Regions from separate parts of the Homo sapiens genome. Here regions 1, 2, 3 and 5 are each linked to region 4. Evidence: chromatin loops called from intact Hi-C (ENCODE). Cell type or tissue: GM12878. All regions are shown on one strand. Links, peaks and the distances in the headings refer to the core of each region. The heading gives the core; the rest is flanking DNA. Region 1 overlaps AFF4 (ALF transcription elongation factor 4). Region 2 has its middle 17 kb from the start of IL5. Region 3 overlaps CARINH (colitis associated IRF1 antisense regulator of intestinal homeostasis). Region 4 overlaps IL13 (interleukin 13). Region 5 overlaps KIF3A (kinesin family member 3A).

Evidence for each region. Hi-C counts contacts between places; a loop is a spot of excess contacts. Peaks named below come from ENCODE experiments on the same cell type or tissue, not always from the same donor. Only the 100,000 strongest peaks of a DNase experiment are listed, where the experiment ranks them.
Region 1: a loop joins it to region 4, with 3 times the contacts of the local background. A loop is called at or near these places in 2 of 110 quality-filtered maps.
Region 2: a loop joins it to region 4, with 2.7 times the contacts of the local background. A loop is called at or near these places in 7 of 110 quality-filtered maps.
Region 3: it touches region 4 in a loop (2.5-fold over the local background); 2 of 110 quality-filtered maps call a loop at or near these places.
Region 5: a loop joins it to region 4, with 2.3 times the contacts of the local background. A loop is called at or near these places in 9 of 110 quality-filtered maps.

What each region holds. Positions count from the first base shown.
Region 1 is chr5:132,881,402-132,885,401 of GRCh38, forward strand. It overlaps AFF4 (ALF transcription elongation factor 4), which reads right to left. Exons shown (of 21, transcript NM_014423.4): 19 at 3,675-3,718; 20 at 1,939-2,159. Among named protein-coding and RNA genes, the nearest start is that of LEAP2, 9.7 kb to the left of the region's middle. In GM12878, for the core only: a CTCF peak has its summit at 2,028 (motif pointing left); no DNase peak of the experiment used is centred there.
Region 2 is chr5:132,523,134-132,529,349 of GRCh38, forward strand. No RefSeq gene overlaps it. Among named protein-coding and RNA genes, the nearest start is that of IL5, 17 kb to the right of the region's middle. RefSeq lists an enhancer at 3,633-3,682. In GM12878, for the core only: a CTCF peak has its summit at 3,813 (motif pointing right); DNase peaks (open chromatin) are centred at 2,318, 2,884, 3,118 and 3,788; H3K27ac peaks cover 2,167 bases.
Region 3 is chr5:132,417,058-132,423,273 of GRCh38, forward strand. It overlaps CARINH (colitis associated IRF1 antisense regulator of intestinal homeostasis), which reads left to right. Exons shown (of 4, transcript NR_161242.1): 2 at 2,766-2,883. It overlaps LINC02863 (long intergenic non-protein coding RNA 2863), which reads right to left. Exons shown (of 2, transcript NR_186381.1): 2 at 5,607-6,216. Among named protein-coding and RNA genes, the nearest start is that of LINC02863, 6.5 kb to the right of the region's middle. RefSeq lists an enhancer at 3,754-3,893. In GM12878, for the core only: a CTCF peak has its summit at 2,776 (motif pointing right); a DNase peak (open chromatin) is centred at 4,024; H3K4me3 peaks cover 2,205 bases; H3K27ac peaks cover 2,934 bases.
Region 4 is chr5:132,659,766-132,665,727 of GRCh38, forward strand. It overlaps IL13 (interleukin 13), which reads left to right. Exons shown (of 4, transcript NM_002188.3): 3 at 1-63; 4 at 410-1,345. The coding sequence ends at 517. Among named protein-coding and RNA genes, the nearest start is that of IL13, 4.6 kb to the left of the region's middle. RefSeq lists enhancers at 3,128-3,207, 3,628-3,677, 3,838-4,017, 4,088-4,397, 5,194-5,721. In GM12878, for the core only: CTCF peaks have their summits at 2,027 and 3,209 (motif pointing right); DNase peaks (open chromatin) are centred at 1,717 and 3,596; H3K27ac peaks cover 3,644 bases.
Region 5 is chr5:132,709,227-132,715,442 of GRCh38, forward strand. KIF3A (kinesin family member 3A) reads right to left here. Exons shown (of 19, transcript NM_001300791.2): 9 at 1,733-1,831. Among named protein-coding and RNA genes, the nearest start is that of KIF3A, 25 kb to the right of the region's middle. In GM12878, for the core only: no CTCF peak of the experiment used is centred there; no DNase peak of the experiment used is centred there.

The DNA of each region.
Region 1 (4,000 bases), core at 1-4,000, 220 kb after region 4:
GTCAGAAATTAAGTGTTATATATAAGCAGGATTCCATGAATGGAAATGATAAATTGCTATTATGCAGTAGATATTATTAAAATGAAGATTTAATGCCATAATGTGCTACTGATTACTCAAAACATTTTGTGCATTGCTTTTGTATAAGAAGCAAGTGACACAAAAAGGAGGACATTCTTTGCCTGTTTCCTGTAACAGCCTCTGTGAGGTTAGACACTTAAGATTATATCAAACTTTCGGCTACCATCATATGCCATGAACCAACTGATAACTAAATCCCATGTTTTTATTTATTTTCATTTATTTTTAGACAGTCTCCCTGTCGCCCAGGCTGGAGTGCAGTGGCGCGATCTCGGTTCACTGCAACCCTGGTCTCCTGGGTTCAAGCGATTCTGCTGCCTCAGCCAAATATAAAATACAAAAAAGTTTTTTTTTTTTTTTTTTAGTAGAGATGGGGTTTCACCATGTTGGCCAGGCTGGTCTCGAACTCCTGACCTTGGGTGATCCACTCGCCTTGGCTTCCCGAAGTGCTGAGATTACAAGGTGTGAGCCACCACACCCGGCCACAAATTATGTTTTTATAAATACAGCTTTATGTTGAATGTTGGGATTCCTAGCCTGGGCAACATAATGAGACCTTATCTCTACAAAAAGTAGAAAAATTAGCCAGGTGTGGTGGCACACATCTGTAGTCCCAGCTACTCAGGAGGCTGAGGCACGAGGATCACTTGAGCCCAAGAGGTAGATGCTGCAGTGAACTGTGACTGTGCCACAGCCTGGGCAGCCTGGGTGACAGAGTAAAACCCTGTCTCAAAAAAAAAAAAAAAAAAGTTGGGATTCCACTTTTACCTTTCACCATTGCCTCTCTTTAGGGATAGGAATCTTTCATTTTCATCTGATTACCTGTTCACGCTGTAAGTATTTAAATGTACTCTGTGACAAAATGACACTTGATTGGCTAATGTAGTGTTTCTCTGTAAAGGATCTGCCTAAAGAGAAGCTGCATGCACATATTTGCTAATAACATCTACTAAATAAAATGGTGGTTATACAGTACTTTCCACTAAGGTCTTCAAAGACTTTATAATTCTCCATGTCCTTGGTTTGGGAAATAATAAACTTTTAAAGGGCAAAGCCTCAAACAACCTAATTTTAAAGAATGTTAAGAATTCTGGCCGGACGTGGTGGCTCACACCTGTAATCCCAGCACTTTGGGAGGCTGAGATGGGCAGATCACGAGGTCAGCAGTTCAAGACCAGCCTGGTTCACATGGTGAAACCCCATCTCTACTAAAAATACAAAAATTAGCCGGGCATGGTGGCGGGCACCTGTAATCCCAGCTACTCAGGAGGCTGAGCAGGAGAATCACTTGAAACCGGAAGGTGGAAGCTGCAGTGAGTCGAGATCGTGCCACTGTGCTCCAGCCTGGGCAACAAAAGCGAAACTCCATCTCAAAAAAAAAAAAAAAAAAATTTCTATTCATTCCCTAGTCTCCTTTATTTCACAGGTTTCTTCCAATATACCTAAAAATCCAGTATGAGCATGCTTTCTTATACATTAACCTTCTCAGATGTACAGATGTTTGGATGTAATCTTATGCCTATTGCCAAATTTACTGTTAACCATCCTAGGGTAGGACATATATTTTATTACTTTTATGGTATGAGCTGCATTTAATGTGCCAGAATATAAGCACATTTGTCTTAGTCCAAGAACTATTTTCAGTTTAGTTTTGTCACCAGAATCATGAGAGGTATCTTTTGACCAAATTCAGTTTCATTTATTGTTTAACTGCTAAGCAATGAAGACTATTAACAAACAGATTATCATTAACTCTAAATAATAAAACTAAATACAGACTAAACGCTTACTTAACTAAATTATAAAAGTTCCTTCTAACAATTCCATCCCTTGAAGTTTATCCAGAAACCTACCTACCTTTTTGCTCTTTGGAAAGCTGTTCAGCTTGGTCCCAAATTTCGGTGGCATAGAGGAAGTTGGATGTGACCTGAACATAGCTGGCTGCCATCTGGTGGATCTTCTGTGGAATGGTCACTGAAGAACCACTTGCAGAAGCACTACTGGCCCCAGATGAATAATTTCCTGAATTGCCTGGTGACAGCTTTGGAGAAACAGGGGAAGGCATCCCCACAGCTTTGCTACACAACAGAAATAGGAAGCTTGTTCATATGGACATGGTAAGCATTATAAAATCAAGTACTACTAGCTCTTTCTACATGAAAGCATTTAAAATGTAAAGATTCTCTTAAACTAGATGGGTTTTCAGAGAGCTACAATTTCTTCTAAATAAGTACTATAATCTTGTAATTCATAATCTTGTTATCTTAGAATCTGTAGCCTTTGTTTTAATGAATAACAACAAAACAAGAGATGGACAATAACTGAAGAAGTCATGTACCTTGTTACAGTTCAAAGACTTAAAAGCCAGATCCCCTCACTCTCTGCTCAACACTTTCCATCTGTTCGGGCATATAATTACATATTTTTTATACTGTTTTGTAGAAAGTTTGGTGGAATTCACATTTAACCTAAAAAACTGTGGTAGAAGATGGGAACATCTTTTATTGAACTCCACAATTTCTGACACTTTCCTAGTTTAACCAAATTACTCAGAGGTAACAAAGAGGTACAGCTCTCTCAAGCAACTGTAATCACCCCAAGCTTCCTGCCAATTAAATATTTCTTAGAAAACATACATGTTGAAATCTGGCAGGTTCATTTCAGGAGTATTAAAATTTGTGAAATGTTCAAGACTATGATCACACACTAAAAGAAAGGAAAAATCAAAAGTTGGGGTAAAAATAAACTTGTGTATACACATATATACATATTTTGGAGACACTCATGCTCTGTCACCCAAGCTGGAGTGCAGTGGCATGACCTCGACTTACTGCAACCTCCACGCCTCCCTGGTTCCAATGATTCTCCTGCCTCAGCCTCCAGAGTAGCTAGGATTACAGGCGCGCACGACACCACACCCGGCTAATTTTTGTATTTTTAGCACAGATGGGGTTTCACCATGTTGGCCAGGCTGGTCTTGAACTCCTGACCTTGTGATCTGCCCACCTCGGCCTCTCAAAGTGCTGGGATTACAGGCGTGAGCTACCATGCCCGGCTTGTTTGTATTTTTATCTGCACTTTTAGCATTATAAACTTATGTAAGAAAATACACACAGGACAAAGAATGTCAATTCTTATAAACATAATAACTGAACAGATACAATTTAAAAGGTTCCATGGTGTTTTTTATCCTTTGGGAGATAGGTGGGATGAAAGTGACGTGGAGATGAAGGAGAAATCACAATCATGTCATTGTTACTAAATTCTGGCAGTGCCAAGATCTGACTAAAGATAAGCCTGCTGTGATAAGTCCAAGTAACTATGGAAATCAAACTGTGAAAAGGGTTGAGTGCTAGTAAAAACTCAGATTTCTTAACAGGTGAAACGTCTCATATCTAATCTTTATGATTATGTTCATTTATATTTTCAATTCCTAAAAAATACAGAGAAAAAATTATAACTTCTAAAAATATTTTATCAGAGATGGTTTTACTTATTTAAAAAGTAGTCATCTTTCCATTTTTGGAAATTGGACCATACTCATTTCACTTTTATTGCCACAATAATATTTTACATAATAAAATTTTACCTACCTTCCCAAGCCAGGCGATGGTGCTTGAGAATTATTATAAGAATTCTGTGGAAAAAGTAAAATGTACTTAACAACAACAAAAACCACCACTACTTTAAGAAGTTCTAAATATATTTAAAAGCTTTGGGCAAGAGCTCATCGTGAGCAGCTGTAAATATTTAAGACACCAAAATACGTGTGTGTGTGTGTGTGTGTGTGTGTGTAAAAGTACAAAAGAAATAAATTATTAGGTGAGAGCTGGGTGTTCTGGAAGACTTCACAGAAGAGGCAAGGAAATAATGAGTAACACATGGATAAAGGGAAGGGGGATACATCCCAGCTACTCCC
Region 2 (6,216 bases), core at 1,313-5,312, 140 kb before region 4:
TCCTCCAGCCTTAGTGTCCTGAGTAGCTGGGACCACAGGCATGAACCACCATGCCTGGCTAATTTTTGTATTTTTTTGTAGAGGCGGAGTTTTGCCGTATTGCCCAGGCTGGTCTTGAACTCTTGAGTTCAAAGTGGTGATCCACCTGCCTCGGCCTCCCAAAGTGCTGGGATTACAGGTGTGAGCCACCGCACCAGGCTGGCAGTCACGTTAGAAAACAATTTGGCAGTTTCTTATAAACATACACTTACTATGTGATCCAGCAGTCCTACTCCAGGTATTTATTTTAGAGAAATAAAAATATATGATAACACAAATACCTGTAAGAATGTGTATAGCAGCTCTATTCCTAATTGTCAAATACTGGAAGCAACCCAAATATCATTCAACCAATGGATAAACAAATTGTAATACATCCATGCATTGGAATACTACTCAGCAAAAAAGGAGCAAGCACACAATTTGGGAGACTTCCAAAGTCATTATGATGAGTAAAAAAGTCAGTCTCATTAATATGATATTCCTGAGAGAACAAAACTATATTCGTGGAAAACAGTTCAGTGGTTGTCGCGGTACTGGGTAGAGGGAAGTAGGACTACAAAGGGATAGCATGAGAGAGTTTTTTGGGTTAATGCAACTGCCCTGTATCTTGATTGTGGTGGTTACACAAATCTATACATTTGTAGAACTGTTCACCAAAGGATGTTATTTTTACTATATGTTAAAAATATAATAAACCAAATAAGGAATAAAGTTTTGATATATGCAACAACATGGATACGTCTCAAAATAATTATTCCAAGTCAATGAAGGCAGGCTGGCCGGGCACGGTGGCTCACGCCTGTAATCCCAGCACTTTGGGAGGCCGAGGCAGGCTAATCACCTGAGGTCAGGGGTTTGAGACCAGTCTAGACAACATGGCAAAACCCTGTCTCTACTAAAAATACAAAAATTAGCCAGGCATGGTGGCACGCGCCTGTAATCCTAGATACTCGGGAGGCTGAGGCAGGACAATTGCTTGAACCCGGGAGACAGAGGTTGCAGTGAGCCAACATTGCGCCACTGCACACCAGCCTGGGCAACAGAACAAGACTCTTAAAAAAAAAAAAGAAAAGAAAAGAAAAGAAAGAAAGAAAGAAACTAGACTATGATTCCATTTTTATAAAATTCTAGAAAATGCCAACTAATCTATAGTGACGGAAACGAGGTCAGTGATTGCCTGGGAAGAAGGGATTGCTGGAAGGCATGAGGACATTTTGGAGGTGATTAATGTGTTCAGTATCTTGATTGTTCTGATAGTTTCACAGGTGAATACACATTCTAAACTTATTGAATTGTACACTTTAGCATGCCCGGCTTTTCATATACTTTAGTAAAGCTGAAAGATAAAATACAATGGCTGCCCTCAAGGAATGCAGGATCCAGTGACAAGGAAACTAAACCAGAGTTACAGAAACTATGGGGACCCAAAGCAGAAATCTCTCTCCCCTACCCCAGCCCAACTCAGAAATCCTCCTGTGACTGGTTACAGCTGATGCTTTTTAACTTGCATCCACAGCCTGAGTGACAGAAATCACAAGATCAGCTCACGATAAAGCCAAGCACTGGAGAAAATTTCACTTTTTTCAGAATGTTCTTCATGCATTTCATCTTATGTCTTCCTGCGGTACCGCAGCCTACCATTCCCAGCATGTGACCTTGGGCAAGTTCCTTGGCCTCTCTAATTCCCACTTTCTTCATATGAAACATGGTGATATGGTTTGGCTCTGTGCCCCCACCCAAATCTCATCTTGAATTGTAATTCCCATAATCCTCACCTGTGGAGGGTGGAACCTGGTGGGAGGTGATTGGATCAGAGGGAGGTTTCCCCCATGCTGTTCTCGTGATAGTAAGTGAGTTCTCACGAGATCTGATGGTTTTATAAGGGGCTGTTCCAGTTTCGCCCATTTGCGGTCTCTCTGGTCTGCTGCCATGTAAGACGTGCCTTTGCTTCTCTCTTGGCTTCTTCCATGATTGTTTCTTGAGGCCTCCCCAGCCATGTGTAACTGTGAGTCAATTAAGCCTCTTTCCTTTATAAATTGTCCAGTCTTGGGTATGTCTTTATAGCAGTGTGAGAATGAACTAATACACATGGGTAATCCACATACCCAACTGCCAGGGTTGGTGTAAGGAGTGAAGGAATCATCTGTAACATAACAACAGATACCCAACTGACAGATAATACTTCTGGGAGGACTCAGTTTTATACCTTTATGAGTGTGAGTGTGTGTTTAGGATAACAGGCATGTAACACTCCTGATACTGAAAAAGAAAAGACAGAACTGAAACTCTGGGTCAGGAAACCACAGTCTTAAGTGAGATTGGGCACTTTTCCATCCCACTTACATCCTGAGATCAAGAGAAAACCCCATTCCAGTTTACAGATGGGGCCATGAGACACAAAGGGCTAACTGATGACAAACCTGGTACTCCTGACTCCTAGTCCAGTGCTCTGACAACAAGGGCAGATTTGGGGGACAAAGGCCATGGAGGAACCAAAAATGGGAGCTAGAAATTGAGTAGAGGAGGTAATTGGGTGAGAAACTCTAAAAAGCCATAGCAAGCCAGGCACAGTGGCTCTCGCCTGTAATCCCAACACTTTGGAAGGCCAAGGTGGGAGGATGGCTTGAAGCCAGGAGTTTGAGACCAGCCTGGGTAACATAGTGAGACCCTTCTACAAAAGCTAAAAAATTAGCCAGGTATAGTGGCACACACTTTTGTTCCCAGCTGCTTGGGAGGCTGAGGAAGGAGGATCACTTGAGTCTGGGAGGTGGAGGATGCGGTGAGCCATGCATCTGTTCACACTGCTGCACTCCAGCCTGGGAACAGAACAAGACCTCATCAAAAAAAAAAAAGAAGAAGAAGAAGAAGAAAAGAAAAGCCATAGTATTCTGCCCTCGAGGGGCAGGGTGAGAAGGCAGGTGGCAGTGAAGGAGCAGCATTCATTACATTCATTCCTCCCTCCATCCATTCATTCTGCTGCTGATATGCATGGATGCCTCCATAGGACAGCAGCGTGCTGGGATCTGAGGGTTCAGTAAGACAGGCCCCTTTCTCTGCAGAGCTCACACTGATGCAGGCCTGAAAGGTGAGGACATAAAAGTGGTGTTTTGACACAATTCCAATTCTGTCAGTGAGTTTGGCCCCAGCTTAGCCAGTCACCCTGTCTTGTTCTTGGTGCCCACTGGGCCAAATGCGAGGGTGAGGAGCAAGAAGCTGCGAGGTGTGGAGTGGTCTGGAGAAGGAGTAGAGGTGGAGGATGGGTGCTCTCCATCTCCTGTAGGCCTTCTGAGCTTAGGGTGTCTCCCACCTGCCCTATCTCCTTGTTGGGTGAGCTGGGGTTGACTCCCAGAAGTCAAAGGGCTCCTGCGCAGAAGGCAGAACTGGAGCAGAGGGCTTGGCTCCTCCCTGTACCCTGTGCGCCCAGTGTGGGGGCCTTGGGGGACCCAGACGGGGAAGGCTAGTGCACAGGTACTTCACCTCTGAGGTGGGGACAGAAGGGTTTTAGGATTAACATCTGCCGACCACCAGAGGCCGGTGTTGGGACATGCAGGTGACCCAGAAAACCGCCTCTGCCCGGGGACAGTACACAGAGCGTAGCCTCCCTCAACCCAGGCTTCTGTGTCACACAGGCTTCCTTTCCTTTTCTGATATGTCAAGCCTTAACCTCTTAGAACCTTGTGGGCAGGAGCAGCACTGGACAGCCGTGTGGCCAGCCAGGATCCTGCTCTAGGACTTTTTTTTTGGAAATACCTGCATCAGCCACTAGAGGGAGGTAGGAAGCTGAGATCTTGGGTCCATAGGTGAGCAATGAATTGTTACAAAAGGGCTACAGAAATTGCTCTGTGTATTAGAAATAAACTGCAATTGGGTGAAGAGAGAGGGGGAACTGGCAAGATGGCACAAAGCTGCAGACAGAATGGAAAGGGGGTGAAGAAGAAGAAGTTCTATCACTGTAGCGTGACCACAGGACTTCAAGAATAGGAGCACTAGCGCTCACTTTGAAGTTGCTTCTGCCACAGGCAGATCCGGGTGATGGTCAGCTTGGCTGTGTGAATGGGACTCAGTGGAAAGGACTGCCTTCTGTGGGGTGCAGAACAGGGGCATTACTTTTTGAATGTCCTGATGAGCCACACACAGATCTAACCATGCTGTATCAGGAGAGAGTCAGTGCTAGTCATGCACAGTCATGCACAAGGGAACTTGCAAACACCCTGGCAAAAGCTTTCCACTTGCACGTGAGCAAATAGGAGCTTGAGCCTGTCGTCCAGGTCTTAGGAGCCTGAGAGAGCCTGACTGATGTCTGTGTTACACAAGAGGGGTCTAGGGCCACGAGGCAGCAAGTTAGGAGGAAGAACGTGGGAATCCCAGGTCCAGGGAGCCCCCGCCACCTGCAAACAAAAAATAGGGAAGGAAGGCTTTCCCAGCAGAAGGTAAAATTTGGGTCTGGATTCTGAGGAGAGAGAAGCAGCTGCATAGAGGTGGGAGAAGAGAGAGATCAGATGCCCACTACAATGCCCTGCACTGTAGGATTCTGTCTTCTCCTCCAGCCCACCCTGCACCATTCACCCTGTATAACCATGTCACTCACCATGGAGCAATAGCATCCTAACTTGTTTCTCTGGTCGAACATTACAACCTAATCTGTGCCCACACAAAAGCTAGAGATCTTTTAAAAATGTAAGTTGCCGGGTGCAGTGGCACACACCTGTAATCCCAGCACTTTGGGAGGCCAACATAGGCAGATTGCTTGAGCCCAGAAGTTTGAGACCAGCCTAGGAAACATGGAGAAATCCCATCTCTACAAAAAATACAAAAATTAGCCTGGCGTGGTGGCACATGCCTATAGTGCCAGCTACCCAGGAGACTGAGATGGGAGGATCACCTGAGCCCAGGAGGTTGACGCTGCAGTGAGCTGTGATGGTGCCACTGCAATCCAGCCTGGATGACAGAGTGAGACCCTGTCTCAAAAAAAAAAGTAAGTCATCTGACCCTCCTCTGCTTTAAACCCTCAGGGACTTCCCATTACTAGAATGAAATGCAAAGTCCTTTCTCTGGCCTGCATGAGTCTGCATGAGCCCTCTCTTCCCTCCCTAGCCTCATCTCCTACCTCCCTGCTAATGTGCTCCAGCCATCTGTCTTCCTGCTGTTCTTCAACCACACCAACTTCATTCCTGCTACTATACTTTCACACTTGCTGTCCCTCTGTTTAACTATCGCCAGCCCCCAGGCTTTCACATAGATGGCTCCTTTTCATCATTTAGCTCTCAAATGTCACCTTGTCAGACATATAAAGTGGCCCTCTCTCCCTGGCACTTCCTGAATCTCCCTGGATCACGTTAGTCCCTAGCCCTTATCACATCCGACATGGCCTTTGCTTGTCCAGTGACTCTTCCTCTGCTATCATGTATGTTCCTGGAGGGCAGAACCTTGTCTGTCACCTTCACTATTAATCCTTAGTGCCTGGCATGGTGCCTGGCACATAGTGGTGCTCAATAAATATTTTTGGAAAGAATAAATCTTCAATCAATCCTATTCAGTAGGTTTGATGATCACTTCCAATCTATAGAAAGGAAAACTGACTCCTAGAAAGATTAATTAACTTGCCCAATGGCAGGTAGCAGTAGAAGCAGAACTTAAAACCAGGTAGCCTGACTTTAGCATCTTAACACTGGGTTGTTTTGCTTCTACTACTTGCACTGAAGGCACTTACCACAATTTATAGTTGTTTTATTTGTTTGTTGTCTGACCCTCCTAAATGTGTATGATGCTGCTAGAGCAGGGCTATGTCCTGCTCCCTGCTGTGCCACCAATACTTAGAACAGTGCCTGGCACATTGCAGCTGTGTGAGTATTTGCTGAGTGAATGAATAAACAACCAAATGAACAGACAAGTGAGGGATGACTGTGGAGGAATAGGGGGTGCCAGTGTGGCAGTTTCCCAGGCCCCAGCTGGATCCCAGTGCCCAGTCCAGCTGTACCCACGTAAAGGGATCTGCCAAGAGGTGGCTTTTCGCTGTTGCAGAAGGCATCTCTTGGGGCTGATGACGGTGAGTCTCTCATTCTTAACAGCAAGAGTCACCCTGCTCCATGAATCTTCAAATTTGGGGTCATTTCCCACCTAAAGGCAGAGATTTGGCCTATGTTCCCAACCACAGCTGAGAGTCCAACCTGCCCC
Region 3 (6,216 bases), core at 1,158-5,157, 240 kb before region 4:
GGAGACTCTTGAACTTTTTTGTGGGAATGGGGTTGGCAGGTTAAGTGAGTAAATGGTGCATCTGCCTGGGAGTGGTCTACAGCCCTGGTGTGAGCTTCCTCCTTCTGTAAAGCTGCTGGGCTGTAGCCAGGGTGAGCCAGCCAGGGCCTGAGCCTGAAAGAGGCCTGTTGTGGCATTCCAGTAACATCTGCCAGATTGCAGCGAGACCTTTGACTGGTCAGCTCTTCCCCTGCTGGGGTCCTTCAACTGCACCACTCCTCTCCATCCCCACGGCCACCACTGTGGTGCAAGCTCTCACACCTCTTGCCTGGACCACAGCAGTGACCTCTAGCTGGTCCCTGCCTCGCCTCGCCCTTACGTCCAGTCTGGTTTTTTACAGGAGCTAGTATGTCCTATTCTCCTATTGCTGCTGTAACAAATTACCACAAAATCAGTGCCTTAAAACAACACAAATTTACTCTTTTAGAAGTCCTGAAATTAAGGCTTTGGCAGGGCTGCGTTCCTTCTGGAGGCTCTAGAGGAGAATCGTTTTGTTGCTTTTTCCAGCTTCTAGAGGCCACTGCATTCCCTGGCTCAGGGCCCCTTCCTCCTCTTCGAAGCCAAGTCTTTCTCGTGCCACATCATTCTGAGGCTCCTCATCTGAAGTCAGATCTCCCCCTGCCTCCCTCTTATAAGGACACTTGTGATTATGTTGGGCCCACCTGGATAATCTCCGGTTCTCAGGACCCTTAACTCGATCACATTTGCAATGTCCCTTATGCCATATAGGGGAACATACACACAACCTCCAGGGATTCACACATAGACATCTTTGGCAGGGCCATTACTCAGCCTACATAGATAATCTTTTAAAAGTACACATCTAAATGCATTAATCCTCTGCCTAAGACCCTTGTGTGGTGCTCCAGTTCTCCAGGGTTAAGGCTCGAACTCCTCTTGTGGCTGGGAGTGTCATGCAAGGGTCACCTACACTGCTTCTCCAGCTTCACCCTGCCTCCTGTCCCTGCCAACTACCCATGATCCAGCCTGTGCACAGGGTGTGCTTTTGACAGGGACACTGCTTGATATGGTTTGGATGCATGTCTCTTCCAAATCTCATGTTGAAATGTGATCGCCAGCATTGGAGGTGGGGCCTGGTGGGAGGTGTTTGGGTCATGGGGCTGGATCCCTCATGAATGGTTTGGTGCCCTCCCCGAGGTAATGAGTGAGTTCTTACTCTGTTCAGGCGAGAGCTGGTTGTTTAAAGGAGGCTTGGCACCTCCTCCCCTTTCTTGCTCCTTCTTGTGCCATGTGACATGCCAGCTCCCCCTTTACCTTTCACCATGATTGTGAGCATCCTGAGGCCTGACCAGAAGCCAAGCAGATGCTGGTGCCACACTTGTACAGTCTACAGAACTGTGAGCCAAACCTCTTTTCTTTTCTTTTTCTTTTTTTGAGACGGATTCTCGCTCTGTCACCCAGGCTGGAGTGCGGTGGCACGATCTTGGCTCACTGCAACCTCAGCCTCTCCAGTTCAAGCAATTCTTCTGCCTCAGCCTCCCAAGTAGCTGGGATTACAGGCGTGCACCACCACACCCAGCTAATTTTTGTGTTTTTAGTAGCGACAGGGTTTCACCATGTTGGCCAGGTTGGTCCCGAACTCCTGACCTCAGATGATCCACCTGCCTCAGCCTCCCAAAGTACTGGGATTACAGGTGTGAGCCACTGCACCCCGCCTTAAACCTCTTTTCTTTATAAATTACCCAGCCTCAGATATTCCTTTATAGCAATGCAAAATGGACTAACACATTGCTCCTCCCCACACTCCATTTCAGGCCTCCCCTTAGACAAGGTCAGGCCTCCTTGAGATGCTCTCACAAGGACTACATGCAATTCTGCTATCACACCTATCACAGATTAACATCTTTGCATTTATTTAGGTGATTATTTGACTAATAATAGATGTTCCTCTTATGTAAGTACTCCATACAGGCAGAGACCATGTCTATTTCTTACCCACAATTTTATCTGGCATAGTGCCTGGCATGCAGCTGTGGGCAAGAAATGACATGGTTAGTAAGTCCTTGGAAATAAGTGAATAAATGAATGGGTATTAACAGCATTGTCATTGTGCTCTATCTCTTTTTCCCTGCTTTTTCTTCTGCATGGCATTTGTCTCCTTTTCTACTGTTGCCTCCCCGCACTGGAACAGAAGCTTCGTGAGAACAGGGACTTTGTCTTGTGTGTTCGCTCCTCTCTTCCCAGGTCCTAGAACAGTGTCTCGTCCATAACAAACACTCAATGAATATTTAGGGAATGAATGTCTGCAAGATGCTGAGAATCTCTCATAGAGTTTTCATATGTGACCCCTCTTTGAAATTGGGTATTATCAAGTTATTCATTTTAATGATTCAACCTAATTCAGTAATCAGGCAAATTGGCAGAGACCTAAAATATTTACCCGTTGTTGTGAGGATGAAATAAGTAAACAAGTGTAAGTTATTTAGAGCAGTGTCTGGTAACCACAGCCCTGTGTAAGAGTTTGCTGCTGTTGTTAAGAAATGCTTGACTTCTTGATATCTTAGAGTTTTTGCTGACTCTGCTGCCTGTGTTGGGATCCCAAGCAGAAACTGTTTGTGGCCCAGCAGGTGTTGGCACTGGGTGAGTGCTTCTGGCTCTTGTCCCACGACGGGCATCCAGGTCTTCCAGCGGCCTGAGGATATAGGAGGGGCTTCAGGCGGATGATTGGGGCCGTTGCTTATGTTTTTTCCTTGTTTGGCCTGCAGGTGGCAGCACACCCTGGGCCCCCCACTCCCCGCCGCAAGTCCTGAGGATGGCCAGCAGAGAAACAAGAAAATGGACTCCCTGGCTGCTGGAGAGTTGAATGCCAGCCACCAGCCATGGGTGAGTGGAGAGCCTGACCGGAGTTTTTCTCTAATTTGTTCTGCATTATTTGTGTTTTGATATATGAATTGGTGTAAATCACATGTGTTCAATTTTGAGGCCATTTGTTGATTTTTGCGGTTTATTTACAAAAACAACAAACAATAGCAGTGAAACCAGAATTATTCCTGCAATGTTTCAGAGAGTATGAGGGACAAGGGCGCATCCTCTGCATTGTAAGTGTGACTTCCCTTCCCTTCTGCATCTTGGGCCTGTCTCCTTTGCCATCCAGGTAGGAGGTATCCACCCAGAATAGTTCAACAAGTGTGTGGCAAGCTGGGAGTGTGAGGTGTTCTTCACGGGGACCCTGCAGTCCTTCTTCCAGTCACTCCCAGGGTGGACTATTCTGCACTGTCATGCCTGGCCCCTAAGAACCCAGGGTTTCCATCTGCCTGCACAGGCCTTTCAGCCCCTTGGTGGACTTCTCCCGCTGACCCTCCCCTCTTCTCACCCCTATTAATTTCACAGCTCTATCTTATTTATCCCAAGATCCTATTTGTGCTGCATTCTGAGCACTTGAATGAGGATTGTTTATTTTCTGTTTTGATCACATTTGTTAGCTTTGTGCTTAGAATAAAATAATTTCAGTTTCATAAATGGGAATAAGCCCTTATGTCAAGGGCCACTACATCACTTCTTGGCATTCCAGTGAGGGGTCTAGTGAAGAGCTTCCCTGAATTTCAGTACCTTTCAAGGCCTCTCTTGAAAGAATGTGGAATTAATTTGGGTGGAGGCTTGTGCATGGACTTTTTTCTGAGTGTATTTGGCCAGTGGGCCAATGGGGAAGCAGAGGCATGGACAGAGAGAGGAATGCGGCAGAAGGAGAAGCTGGGGCTGCAGGATGCCATTTGCTGTTTGTATGGCTTCCCATGGCCCACTGTAGTGGCTAGAGGGCACTGCCAGGAATCCTTCATGTGGCTGTTGCTTGCTGTTGGGGAACATGATTCAGAGCTGTGTAGCTCCATGTCCAGTTCCACTCTGCATCTCACTCACAAAGCTCTAGCGTTGGGCTGCTGGGTTTTGGTGAAAGCAGGTGCTATGAATATATTGAAGGACAAATCAGTCCCTAAGGGACTTCGATAGACGCAGTCCTAAAAACATTTCCGGGCTGGTTTCTTTTTTTTAAACACCAGTTAACCGTTTTCAGTTTAACTGTGTTTTCCTTCCTGAAACCTTTAAGTGAGACTAATTGGTATGATTTTTTTTTGTATGCTTTGTTTTTAGGGAGTTTCTCAACTTGTCAAGTCTGCGTTGCAGACAGAGATGAAATGATTTTTTTTTCCCACACAGACCAAGCATGCAGAAATGGGAATGATTTAAGTTTGTCTTTAATTTAATTTCTATATCTTTCTTTTCCTTTCCTTGGGAAATAGAGGAAATACTTGGGGGCATTTTCACCAAATTGTAACTTGTAACTTCACAAGAGCCCATCAGCAGGAATTTCTATGCGTGTTTTAATGCCTGGTTGGGGGAGACATGAAATGACAACAGACAGTTGCCCTCAAGGATCCTTTGTTCTGTTTGGGGAATCAAAACTGTGTTCCTCCCTGTAACACCAAATACTAGAGCCCCAGGGGCAGGTCCCATCATGAATGCCCAGTAGTCAGTGCCAAAAAAACCCAAGTCAGGGAAGACTATGAGACCTGCCTCTGGGGCTCTAGTAAATTCAGATGAGAGAAAAGAAGGTGGGTGGTGTTTCCAGGCACACAGGTGTGAGAAGGACTAGGGAGCACTTAGGTCCAACTTGAACATTATTTGGAGGAGTGCAGAGAGATTGTATTGGACAGGTTGGTTAACCAGATTTCAGTGGTGGTGAGAGTTTGACTATCAAGCCAAGGAGTTTGAATTTGATACCATAAGGAATAGGAAGTGGCCGGGCGCGGTGGCTCACGCCTGTAATCCCAGCACTTTGGGAGGCCGAGGCGGGTGGATCACGAGGTCAGGAGATGGAGACCATCGTGGCTAACATGGTGAAACCCCTTCTCTACTAAAAATACAAAAAATTAGCCAGGCATGGTGGCGTGTGCCTGTAGTCCCAGCTACTCAGGAGGCTGAGGCAGGAGAATGGCGTGAACCTGGGAGGTGGAGCTTGCAGTGAGCCAAGATTGTGCCACTGCACTCCAGCCTGGGTGACAGAGTGAGACTCTGTCTCAAAGAAAAAAAAAAAGAATAGGAAGCACGGTTGGCCCTCCATACCAGCAGGTTCTGTGTGTGGACCTGTGGATACGGAGGGCTGACTGTGCTACACATTTTTTGTTTGTTTGTTTTTTGTTTTTGAGATGAAGTCTCACTCTGTCACCCAGGCTGGAGTGCAGTGGTGCGATCTTGGCTTATTGCAACCTCCGCCTCCCGGATCCATGCAATTCTCATGCCTCAGCCTCCCGAGTGGCTGGGACTACAAGTGCATGCCACCAAGCCCGCCTATTTTTTGTATTTTTAGAGGAGACGGGGTTTCACCATGTTGGCGAGGCTGGTCTTGAACTCCTGACCTCAAGTGAGCTGCCCACCTCGGTCTCCCAAAGTGCTGGGATTACAGGCACGAGCCATTGTACCCAGCCCTACGTCACTTTTTATAAGGAATTTGAGCATCGTGGCTTTTGGTATCTGAGGAGCTGTCCTGGAACCAATTCCTCGAAGATGCTAAGGGACAACTGTAATAGGCTTCTGAATGGGGGACAACTGACTGTTTTAAATAGGAACTTTTATTTCCATTTTACATCTGCTTTTCAAATAATGTCTTTTCAAATAATTCTCCAAGGTCACAGGTTGGTGGGTGGGGCTTAGATCTGCCAGACTCCAGAGTCCATGTACACGCTAACCCCTGCACTGGCTTGCATTATCTCCAGACACAGGTTGGCCTGCATGTGACCAAGGCTCCACCCAGCCCTGACCTTGGATGACTCTGAGTCTATACATAGCTGCATTTGCGTGTCAGCCTCACTCCCTGGGCTGAACTGTTTATAGGGTGAAAGGGGACTTTGGGTAAGTCACTTCCCTGTCTTTCTGAGACTCTAGGAAATCAGGGGCAGGAACTCAGCTATGCATCCATGGTCTGCACAGCAGCAGCCCAGATAAGTTCCAAGAGCTGCAGAGGCTGTCAGAGAAGCTTCAGAGCTGTAGGTCCCTGGGCAAGTCTCCTCCAAAGTGGGAGCTGCAGGGCTGATGCGGATCCAGGCAAGGTGACAGCACAGCACAAGTTGACTCCTGTTACTGCCCTAATCGTCCAGCATAGGCAGGAGGAGTTGGGGATTTGAAGTTTGAAGTTCGAGGAGTTGAACTTTGAAGTTCTTTATG
Region 4 (5,962 bases), core at 1-4,000:
AGTGCCATCGAGAAGACCCAGAGGATGCTGAGCGGATTCTGCCCGCACAAGGTCTCAGCTGGGGTAAGGCATCCCCCACCCTCTCACACCCACCCTGCACCCCCTCCTGCCAACCCTGGGCTCGCTGAAGGGAAGCTGGCTGAATATCCATGGTGTGTGTCCACCCAGGGGTGGGGCCATTGTGGCAGCAGGGACGTGGCCTTCGGGATTTACAGGATCTGGGCTCAAGGGCTCCTAACTCCTACCTGGGCCTCAATTTCCACATCTGTACAGTAGAGGTACTAACAGTACCCACCTCATGGGGACTTCCGTGAGGACTGAATGAGACAGTCCCTGGAAAGCCCCTGGTTTGTGCGAGTCGTCCCGGCCTCTGGCGTTCTACTCATGTGCTGACCTCTTTGTCCTGCAGCAGTTTTCCAGCTTGCATGTCCGAGACACCAAAATCGAGGTGGCCCAGTTTGTAAAGGACCTGCTCTTACATTTAAAGAAACTTTTTCGCGAGGGACAGTTCAACTGAAACTTCGAAAGCATCATTATTTGCAGAGACAGGACCTGACTATTGAAGTTGCAGATTCATTTTTCTTTCTGATGTCAAAAATGTCTTGGGTAGGCGGGAAGGAGGGTTAGGGAGGGGTAAAATTCCTTAGCTTAGACCTCAGCCTGTGCTGCCCGTCTTCAGCCTAGCCGACCTCAGCCTTCCCCTTGCCCAGGGCTCAGCCTGGTGGGCCTCCTCTGTCCAGGGCCCTGAGCTCGGTGGACCCAGGGATGACATGTCCCTACACCCCTCCCCTGCCCTAGAGCACACTGTAGCATTACAGTGGGTGCCCCCCTTGCCAGACATGTGGTGGGACAGGGACCCACTTCACACACAGGCAACTGAGGCAGACAGCAGCTCAGGCACACTTCTTCTTGGTCTTATTTATTATTGTGTGTTATTTAAATGAGTGTGTTTGTCACCGTTGGGGATTGGGGAAGACTGTGGCTGCTAGCACTTGGAGCCAAGGGTTCAGAGACTCAGGGCCCCAGCACTAAAGCAGTGGACACCAGGAGTCCCTGGTAATAAGTACTGTGTACAGAATTCTGCTACCTCACTGGGGTCCTGGGGCCTCGGAGCCTCATCCGAGGCAGGGTCAGGAGAGGGGCAGAACAGCCGCTCCTGTCTGCCAGCCAGCAGCCAGCTCTCAGCCAACGAGTAATTTATTGTTTTTCCTTGTATTTAAATATTAAATATGTTAGCAAAGAGTTAATATATAGAAGGGTACCTTGAACACTGGGGGAGGGGACATTGAACAAGTTGTTTCATTGACTATCAAACTGAAGCCAGAAATAAAGTTGGTGACAGATAGGCCTGATTGTATTTGTCTTTCATTTTGGCCTTTGGGGACACTGGTCTGTGGTCTGAAGACTCTGAGGAGCTCTTCGGGAGGCTGGTGGGTTGGAGGAGGGGACTGGGATGGATTACAGCGAGGGTAGGGTGCAGTGACCTGGGCTGAATGCAAGCTAGCTCCCGAGGGTGGGGACATGGCCTGAAGGAAGCCCCACCTTCTGTCTGCTGCACCAGCAAGGACGGAGAGGCTTGGGCCAGACTGTCAGGGTTCAAGGAGGGCATCAGGAGCAGACGGAGACCCAGGAAGTCTCACAATCACATCTCCTGAGGACTGGCCAGCTGTGTCTGGCACCACCCACACATCCATGTCTCCCTCACAACCCAGGAGGCCGATGAGAACTGTGAGGCTCAGAAAGCGTGGGCGGTTTGCCTAAGGTCACGTAGCTACTTCCTCACTGGGGTCCTGGGGCCTCAGAGCCTCATCTGAGGTAAAGGAGCAAAGTTGGGATTGGGGTCCAAAATTCACTTTAACTCCAAAGCCCACACACTTAACCACCCTGCCTATTTCTGTCCAAATGTCACCTGTCCTGAATGGAGTTTTTCCCCCTGTACAACTGTCATCAACCTGTTCGGGCCCTCTCACTGACAGGCAGGTCCCTACCTATATTTGAGGGGCAGCCCATTGCATTTCTGGACAGCTCTCGCCATTAGGGTGCACACACGCACCACCTCTGTGAACAGGGCTCTGGCTAGGCCACTCCTCAGCAGCTCTTGTTCCTTCCCCATGGCCCTGGTCAGCAGCTGGAGTGCAGAGACCAGCGGGCCTTACCAAGCCACAGCTCCAGGCCATGCCCGTCAGCAACACTTTTCACTGTGACTCTCTGGGAGGTGCCCAGGGCAGAGGGTGACTCCAGGATGGGATGCCTTTGCAGTGGGTGATGGTCTTCAAGAACCAGTCTCAAACTTGTAGTGACAGGCAGGTGCCCTCCCTGGGGAGCCCAGAGCCCTATGGGAACACCACAGTGATGCTCAGAAGTCCCTGAAGGCAGCCGCCCTCGACTGCTCATGGCTGTGTCATTCACGCAACAGCAGAGGACGTGGCAGGGAGTTCGCCAGGGGGCTGATGATGGTGGCCAGCTACTCCAGAACCACTCACTTTCCCCAGGGAGAGGCGACGGAAGAAGGCAAACCTGACAGTGCAGGGGGCAGGGGACACTTGGCCTAGAGGAGAGAAGACTGTGGGGGTGAAGAGGGTGATGGTGCAAGAGCTGGGTCTCCAGCAGGCTGTCCCGGGCAGGAGACAGGACCGGCTCTCTGGTGCCAAGCCTATTAAGTCCTGCCACGTTTGCTGAGGAAATACCTGCGGGGGACCACCCCACAGCAGACACCTGGGCTAGTGACAACCAAGACACCACATGCACTCAAGATTTAGCCCCTGAAAGAACTCTGTAGAAACAACAGAGGGTCGGGTTGGGGGAGCTGTATGTCCTCCCTCGGGAGGGCCTCCCCTCTGGAGGTGAGCAGTGGCTGCTTCCGCAAAGGACGAGAGAGTCTTGGAAGCCAGGGGAGGTGGGTGGGAGTCAGGGTCTCGGCATTCTTCTCCATCCAGAGCCTAGGGTTTAAGGCTGGAAGGATATTTACGGAGGGTAATGACTTTGTAAACAAGACCTAGAAATCTATCTCCCAGTAGCATCATCTTTGACCCATGTCCTCTCTGCCCAGCCAAAGTATTGCCCTGCCTATCCAGAAAGATGGAAACCCTTCCAGTGAAATTCCACGTGACTCCCTCAAGAACAAAGACTGGAATTGAGGCTGATGTGGGGCAAGGTTCCTCGGGATCCTCCAAGGCCGTGCTCTGAGCCACACATTCAGGACAGCCTGCGAGGCAGGTGCACAGTGCGGATGGCCGTCCCGGGCCCCACTAGGGGTCTGCAGCTCGCCACTTCCTCAGCCACCGCCGAGCTCCTGTCCCTCACACCTTCCAGGCTGCTCCCCAGGAAGGGGGACCTGTGGTCACTGGCAGTGTGCCCTGGGCTGGAGAGGGCGTGGGGCTCTCCAGGGATGAGTGACACCTTACTGAGCCACAGAACCAAGCTGCAGCTGGTGGCGACAGGGAAGGGGCCCTGTCAGGAATGAGAAAGGAAGACAGAACAAGGTAGGTAAGTGTCAGCACTGCAACTGTGGCTGGGAACCTCCCTCCCTGGGGACTGAGCCCTGGTGGTGTTTGCTGGGAGTTTTCTCTAACCACGTGGCCTAAGTTCTTTCATAAACAAGGCAAGCCCTCAGCAGGACTCAGAGAGAAGGGGGTTGAGAAGGGAGAAGAGTGCTTGGTGAGTGGGAGGAAGATGCTGGCCATGGGGCCCAGGGCGGGGAGCCCCTTGGCACCTCGGGAACCCCAGCCCAGGAGGTTTCACTGGAAGAGAGGCTGGGCTTGAGTGAGAAGTGAGACACACGCGAGTTTCCGGTGAACTCGGCACCAAACACCTCAGTTTGCTGCTCAGATGAGGTGTCAGAAAATGCTCCCAGTCACTTGGCAGGTTTCTCCGAGGCTGGCCCCCTGTCCTGCGCAGGACGAGAAGGAGCAGGCCCCAAGGGGACCAGGCCCGCATCTTATTTCCTTGTGACCGAGGCAGCAGCTTGAAGCCTGGCCTTCACCTGGCCCAGCGGCTTATCGCTTTTTCATTAGGGTCAAAGAGAAATGTCTTCTGCCTATGCCCTTCATCTAGCTGGTGCATTGTAACACACTCCAAACCTGTTTCCCACTTCGCCTGCCTCCCTTCTAAGAAGGTCCGGCTGGGGCCAGGCTGACTATGTTCCAGACAGGACAGCCTGGCCAGGGACACACTGGCCAGCTCCTATCTGGCCTTTCTAGGGGTCCAAGCTGGGGTCAGGACTGGTGGCTGTCTCCTCAGCTACCCTCCCCCACACTCATAAAGCCCCATTATCTTCATTCATTTCTCAGCTCCACCCAAAAGCAAGAGGGCAAGGGTTTGCAACAAACTTTCCCAGATCAACTGATTTCTCGGCAGCAAGGGAGGGCCCCATGACAAAGCCATTTGAAATCCCAGAAGCAATTTTCTACTTACGACCTCACTTTCTGTTGCTGTCTCTCCCTTCCCCTCTGCTATACCTTTTCTTGGGGAAAGTGATTCTCTCACAGCGTCGTTCAGAAACACCCCCAGCCATGTGCTGCCTGCCTGGGCAGACGCTGCTGTGTGGTCAGAGGTGACGCAGGCACCAAAATTAAATATAGCAACTCTCGTCAGCTCCACTCTCTGCATCACTGTGGACAACTGTGCGGGGGCTGGACACCATTTCCCCAAACCCTCAAGGGAGGAAGGCCCAAGCCACCGATGGCATCCCCTGTAGACCCACAGCCCGATGGCCTGTTGGCCACACAGTCCACAACTCCCTGCCCAGCCCAGGGCCCTGTGCCAGAGGAGCTGTGGTGATGCCACATTGGAAAAGGCAATTTTTATTTACTCTTCTTTCTTCTGATCTGTTTCCCACATTTTCTATAATGAGCATGCATTCATTTTCCAATGGGAGACAAGGATAAATTTCATTTTTAAAAAGCAAAAAGAACATGAACGTGATGTCTGCTCCATGGAGGATGTGGACCGAGACAGGCCAGTGAGGAGACCTGGTTGCAGCATCCCCCGGCTGGACCAGCACCAGCACCCCTCAGACCAGCCTAAGTCCTCCCTGGGGAGCCGGCCCTCTCGGGAGAGGAGGTGGGGGTCTGCAGGGGCCTGCAAGGCAGCCCCTCAGCCAGACAGGACTAGCACCGCTCCTCCCATGGGTTGGGCACTCTTGGACCCATCAGATCCCACATTGCCAAAGACAGAGGAAGGTGCTGCCTTCTTGGGGGTCTTCACTAGGCCCTGGCCTGCCAGGGCACAGGAGCCAGCGGGAGTGGGAAGGGAAAGGGTAGGCCGCCCATCTAGCTCTGAGGCTGAAGTGACATTAACACTATGGGGACAGATGGAGCATTCCTGCAGACTCCTCAGCAGCTCTGCCTCTCTTGGGAGAAGGACCTTCCACCTGCTTCTGAAAGGCAAGAGAAGCCAACAGCCTGCAGAGCTACTTCCCCACAGCTCCGCAAAGCGGAGTCTATGCCACTGCCTGCCAGCCTCGTTTCTCTCCTCCCCTCGGTCCCTGTGCCCTTGGATGGGGCCCTCCATGTGTCTGTGCTCTGGGCCCCATCCCCTCCCCTCTCAGGAACACAGGCAGAGCATATAGCCGGGGGCTCAGGGTGAAACTAGTCCCAGCTTCAAGCCCCAGCTGTGTCCCTGACTTCTAGTGTTGTTACTTCAGCCACGTCTCAGTGGCTCCGTGGAAATGGAGCTCCACTCATTCATTCAACAAGTATGGATTGAGGCCTTGCCTGGGTGCCAGACCCTGCTCTAGGTGCTGGGGGTCCACTAAACAAAACAAGGTTGCTTCTAGCAGGGAGACAGAATAAGCCAACGAGAGAACACTCAGTGTGTCGGGCGGTGGTAGCCGCTACCGTGGGAAATAGAACAGTCCGGGGCTGCACAGCAGGGAGAGTGCTGTGTTATGCGAGGAGGTTGGAGAAATCCTCCCCATGAGATAAGATGGGAACAGAGATCGGGACGAAACAAGGGGAGGGGA
Region 5 (6,216 bases), core at 1,100-5,099, 51 kb after region 4:
CTACTGGTCACCTAAAGCCTAATCATTCAAAGGGTTGAAATGACAAGAATAAAAAATAAAGAAGTCATTTGGTGAGATTTTAGTCTACTGAAACTATTTAGGTTGATAAGTTAAAGGAATGGAGTTTTAAAACTCAAAGTCATACACAATAAATATTATAGGAGTGATAAATTACCCTTCATAATAGGTTAGTCTATCTCCACTTTCAGTCTCTCCCTCCCCCAAAATATCAAACTATCAAATATGTTTAAGGTTTGATAGCAAAACTTTCAAAAGGCTCACTGAAAATTTTTAAATTTCTAAGCCTGGAAGGAAGATACATTATTGTTAAATATTTTAACATATTACTGGCATTTTTCTATTTAAAATTTTATTTTTAACAAATCTGTTATCAGCTTTAGCTTTGAAAATAATAATCTACTCTGTGAAAAACTAGGTGTGAACAAAAAAAATTTCTCTAAATCAGGCAAACGTTTTCTGCAAAAGGACAGATAAGTGTTTGAGACTTTGCAGGCCATACGGCTTCATGTGAAAGCAGCCATAGAGCATATGTAAATAAATGAGCATGGCTGTTTTAATAAAATTTTATTTACAAAAACAGGTGGTGAGCTGGATTTAGCCAGCAGACATTTTGCCAATTTTTGCCATAAATCATTATTTTTCTGTCTTTTGAAGTTACAAAATCTTTATAGTTTTTAAATTTGGGACTCCTAATCAAGCAGTGATGGGTTTATTTTTAGCACAATCATTTTAATAAGACAAACAAAATATGCACCAGCTTGAAAACAATGACCACATTAATGGAAGAGAGTTCTGAAATAAATATTTATGGTAAAAAGGTTTGAAATGTAGGCCATTATAATATGTCCATTTCATTTGCATATTATCTATATTCTGATCATAATAAACAGTCTTAATTCACACGTGGCAACAAATCCCCCACAACAGAGTGAGAATGAGAATACATTTTATAAAGAAAAAGAACTAAATTTAAAAATGGAATTCCTCATACAAATTTACTATTTAAAAATTCAATGACTTTTAAAGACTAATCTTGTTTGTGGAAAAACTCCACATTATCCTAATTTCCTTAAAATACTTAGGTTCCAGCCAGGCATGGTGGCTCACGCCTGTAGTCCCAGCACTTTGGGAGGCCGAGGCAGATGGATCATGAGGTCAGGAGATCAAGACCAGCCTGGCTAACAGGGTGAAACCCCGTCTCTACTAAAAATACAAAAAATTAGCCGGGCGAGGTGGCATTTGCCTATAGTCCCAGCTACTCGGGAGGCTGAGGCAGGAGAATCGCTTCAACCTGGGAGGTGGAGGTTGCAGTGAGCCGAGATCGCGCCACTGCACTCCAGCCTGGGCGACAGAATGAGACTCCGTCTCAAAACAAACAAACAAACAAACAAACAAAAAAACTTAGGTTCCTAACACAGATGTAAGTCCCTACATAAAATTAAAACACACAGGAAATTTTAAAATGGCATACCCAGTATTATAGAGTCTTACAATTCTAAATTCTAAAAAAACAGAACATATATTCAAAGTCAGCTATAAACGGATCAATACAGGAGAAAAAATGCAAAGTTAACCAGGTAAATGGCATACATCTTCTGTTCTAATTGTTATCTAATATATTAAACAGATAACGGCAAAATAAAAGTCATGCACTCTACCACCTTGTGAAACCACCTAATTTCTACAAATCAGATTACTAAACAGAACTTACCCCTTCTTTTTTTCCTTTTCTCTCCATCTTCTCCAACCTCACCCTCTTCATCATCATCTTCCTCTGACCCACTGATATCAGAGCCTGATATTTCTTCTCCTTGGACAGAAATTTAATACAATGTTTTTTATCCTGTACGAAGTCATTAGCTATTTAGGAAATACCTATATCAGCTTTCTTCCTCAGATTTTTGTTACTGCAAACAACAAATTTAAATACTATTTAAATGCTCCTAGAAAGTATAACAGATATGCCAATCTCAGACACAGATGAGATATCCAAAAAGACTTTATTTTTAAAGTCTCTAAAGAGAAGTTAAATTCTGACCCACTTAAAATTTCAAACCATTCTGGCTAGGCAAGGTGGCGCACGCCTGTAATCCCAGCACTTTAAGAGGCTGAGGCAGGCAGATCACTTGAGGCCAAGAGTTTGAGACCAGCCTGGCCAACATGGCAAAACCCCATCTCTACTAAAAATACAAAAATTAGCTGGGCTTGGTGGCATGCACCTGTAATCCCAGCTACTTGGGAGGCTGAGGCAGGAGAATCACTTGAACCCAGGAGGCAGAGGTTGCAGTGAGCCGAGATGGCACCACTGTACTCCAGCCTCAACAACAGAGTGACTCTGTCTCAAAAAAAAAAATAAAAATATTCAAATCATTTCTTTATGTATAATTTTAAATATATATATAAATTATGTGGTAGAGTTACTAATTCAGTCTTTTAAAAATGTGATCACTTTTGAGGAACAATTTCTTCTAAAACAGCTTCCTGTTTAAGATTTCAAATAATTCATTCAATCTGTATTTTTAAGAGACACAGAACTGTCATGTAACAATGATCCCACTTTTAGGACTGTATCACAAGATATTTTCAAAAAAAGAAGTGCTTATTTGTACAAAGACAGTGTTAACTACACATTAACTTAAAGATAAAAAACAAAAAAGGAATGATGAAGCCAATAAAACAGATCAGCACTATATCATCTTCAAATTAGCTATTTTTAAATGCCACTGTTTACATATGAAATGTCTAACAAAATAAAATAGAGGAGAAAAAAGTAAAATATACTCTAATCACAACCAGGTAATAATTGTACCTGTAAGTACAAGATGGAAAGGAACACAGAGTCTTGGGAGAAGAAATTTCTGAAAAATATTTTTTTCTTCGGGCTTAGAAACAATGACATCTTGGTAGTAATGAGCACAGCTAGTGCCCAAAACTGGGTTTCTAAATACCATTCTCCTACAGAAGGGACCAGAGAGAAGTGAATGATTCTAAGATTGGGCAAGGAAGACACAAGATAAACCTAAAACCTTTTGTAGTGCCAAAAAGTAATCAAATGCTCAAAAAAACTGATGAGCACATGCTGAAAGAATACAGGAACTACTCTGAAGGATCTCATAATAGCCAAAGCTGGAACAATTCAATGAACAAAATAAATAATGATAACACTGGATTATAATCCATGATCTAAATAAGATAAATACTTGAATAAATAAACAAATGGGAATGAAGGGGCTGTTCTTCCATACAATAGAATCCTAAACACTAAACAAGGAAGAAATGATGAGAATAGAAAATAACATTGAGCAAATGCCACAGGATTATTGTTGCAGACAAGAACTATTGATGAATACTAAAAATAGTAGAAGAAAGTATGACAAGAAACAGGACCTTTGCAGTCTCAAAGTATCCCCCACAAGATACATGTTAATTACGAATGGAAACATAAAACAATAGATTTGCAGTGGAGAAACTTTGCAGGGTCATTATAAAAGAAAAGTAGACAAACCCAAATTAATGAACATTCAACAAATATATGACCAGTACTCTTCAAAAATGTCAAGATCAAGAAAGACTGGGGAATTAGACTGAAGAACAAGTGTGCTAGACATCGTCATTAAAAAGGCATGACATGGCCGGGCATGGTGGCTCACGCCTGTAGTCCCAGCACTTTGAGATGCCGAGGCAGGCAGATCACGAGGTCAGAGGATAAAGACCATCCTGGCAAACATGGTGAAACCCTGTCTCTACTAAAAATACGAAAATTAGCTGGGCGAGGTGGCATGTGCCTGTAGTCCCAGCTACTCAGGAGGTTGAGGCAGGAGAATCGCTTGAACAGGGAGGCAGAGGTTGCAGTAAGCTGAGACTGTGCCACTGAATTCCAGCCTGGCAACAGAGCGAGACTCTGTCTCAAAACAAAAAACAAACAACAACAACAACAACAACAACAAAACAAAGAAAGCATGACAAATAAATGCAGTGTGTGATCCTGGATTGTATCCTGGACCAGGAAAAAGAGGCACTGGAAGGAAAACTGGCCAAATTTGAATAAAGTCCACAGATTAGTTAATAAGACTATATCAATGTAAATCTCCTGGTTTCAATAACTGTTGTATGCTTATAAAAAATGTTAACATGAGGTGAAGCTGGGTGAAGGGTAGATAGGAACTCTCCATATCATGTTTGCAAGTTGCATATAGCCTACAATAATTTTTAAGTTTAAAAATTATTATTTTAATGCTATTGCCTACTTTTTTATTGTTGATATGATCAACTCCATTAACTAGATTATAAAAAGAAATGTCATAAGAGCAAAAATGAACTGAAATGTATTAACAACAGTATTATCATAGAATCCAGCAATTCCATTGCTGGGTACATACCCCAAAAATGGTAAAACAAGAATTCAAACAGGTATTAGTATACCCACGTTCATAGCAGCATTATTCACAATAGCCAAAAGGTGGAAAGAACCAACTGTCCATTGGTGGATGAATGGATAACAAAATGTAGTATATACACAATGGAATGTTATTCAGAATTAAAAAGAAGTCCTGATACATTCTACAACACGGATGACCCTTGAAGGCATTATACTAAATGAAATAAGCCAGTCACAAAAAGACAAATGCTGTATTTCACTTTCTTTTTTTTTTTTTTTTTTTTTTTTGAGATGGGAGTCTCACTCTGCCACCCAGGCTGGAGTGCAGTGGCATAATCTCGGCTCATTGCCACCTCCACCTTCCAGGTTCAAGTGATCCTCCTGCCTCAGCCTCCCAAGTAGCTGGGATTACAGGCGAGAGCCACCATGCCCAGCTAATTTTTGTATTTTCAGTAAAGATGGGGTTTCACCGTGTTGGCCAGGCTGGTCTCGAACTCCTGACCTCAACTGATCCACCCGCCTCGGCCTCACAAAGTGCTGGGATTACAAGCGTGAGCCACTGCGCCCCACCAATTCCGCTTTCGTAAGATACCCAGAGCAGTCAAATTCATAGACAAAGCAGAATGGTTGTTGGCCAGGAACTAGGGGAAGGGAGGAATGGGTACATACTGTTTTTAATGAGTACAAAGTTTCAATTTTGCAAGAAGAAAACTGAAGACGGATAACTGCAGAACAATGTGAATGTAATGCCACAGAAATGTAGACTTAAATGTGATTAAAATGGTAAACTTTATGTTATGCAAGTTTAACCACAATTTTTTAAAAAGGAATAAAATTCAGGCACTTGCTACAATATGGATGAACCTTCAACGTTCTGTTAAGTGAAATAAGCCAGTCACAAGTAGATACTCCATGATTTTACTTATATGAGGTACCTAGAATAGTCAAATTCATAGAGACCGAAAGTAGAATAGTGGTTACCAGAGACTGGGGGAGAAAAGAATAGGAAGTTACTACTTAAATGGGCACAGCATTTCTGTTTGGGATGATGAAAAATTTCTAGAAATGAATAGTGGTGACAGTTGCACAACAATGCGAATATACTTGATGCCACTAACTGTACACTTAACTAACAATGGTTACAATGATAAATTTTATGTCATGTATATTTTACCACAACAAAAAAATGTAAAACATAAAGTCAGCAAAATAAAAGTATGCACTCACCGTTAACATCGCTAAGAAATTAAAAATCTTTAAAACATACTGGCTATAAATACCACCTAGTGGTCACATTTAAAACACCAAATTTCATTATCTAACAGTTCTCTTACTGCTTTTCCTCAATAACTACTTGTTTACTAAATAAGTACCCTCTCTAAACATTTGTGATGCTGGCGTCTCTGAATTTCACCTCTGATCTAGTCAGTCTTCTCACAGACTACAAAGGTGCTTTGAAACCAAAGCCCTGTTTACGTGGTTCGCGAAGGAGCTCTGTACCAATCAGAAAGGATCTGTTTCTCGCATTAAGGTGCAAGGACTCACTCAGCACTTAATGACTGGGAAGCGTCTCACTCTCATAAATAAGATCTTCAAATTTTCCAACTTTCTAGCATGATATTGTTAGAAAAGAATTTCCAAAATACAATCTCATGTTCAAATTTAGGTATGAAAGGATATTTTAAAGGTCATGCAATGCATTTTTCCTTATAGCAAACTTGGTTTACTCATGACTGTCTAATATCTTGCTTTACTTCAAACAATAGTTAGTTGATATTGATTGCAATGCCAGAATTCTGGTCATTTTCACCTAAATA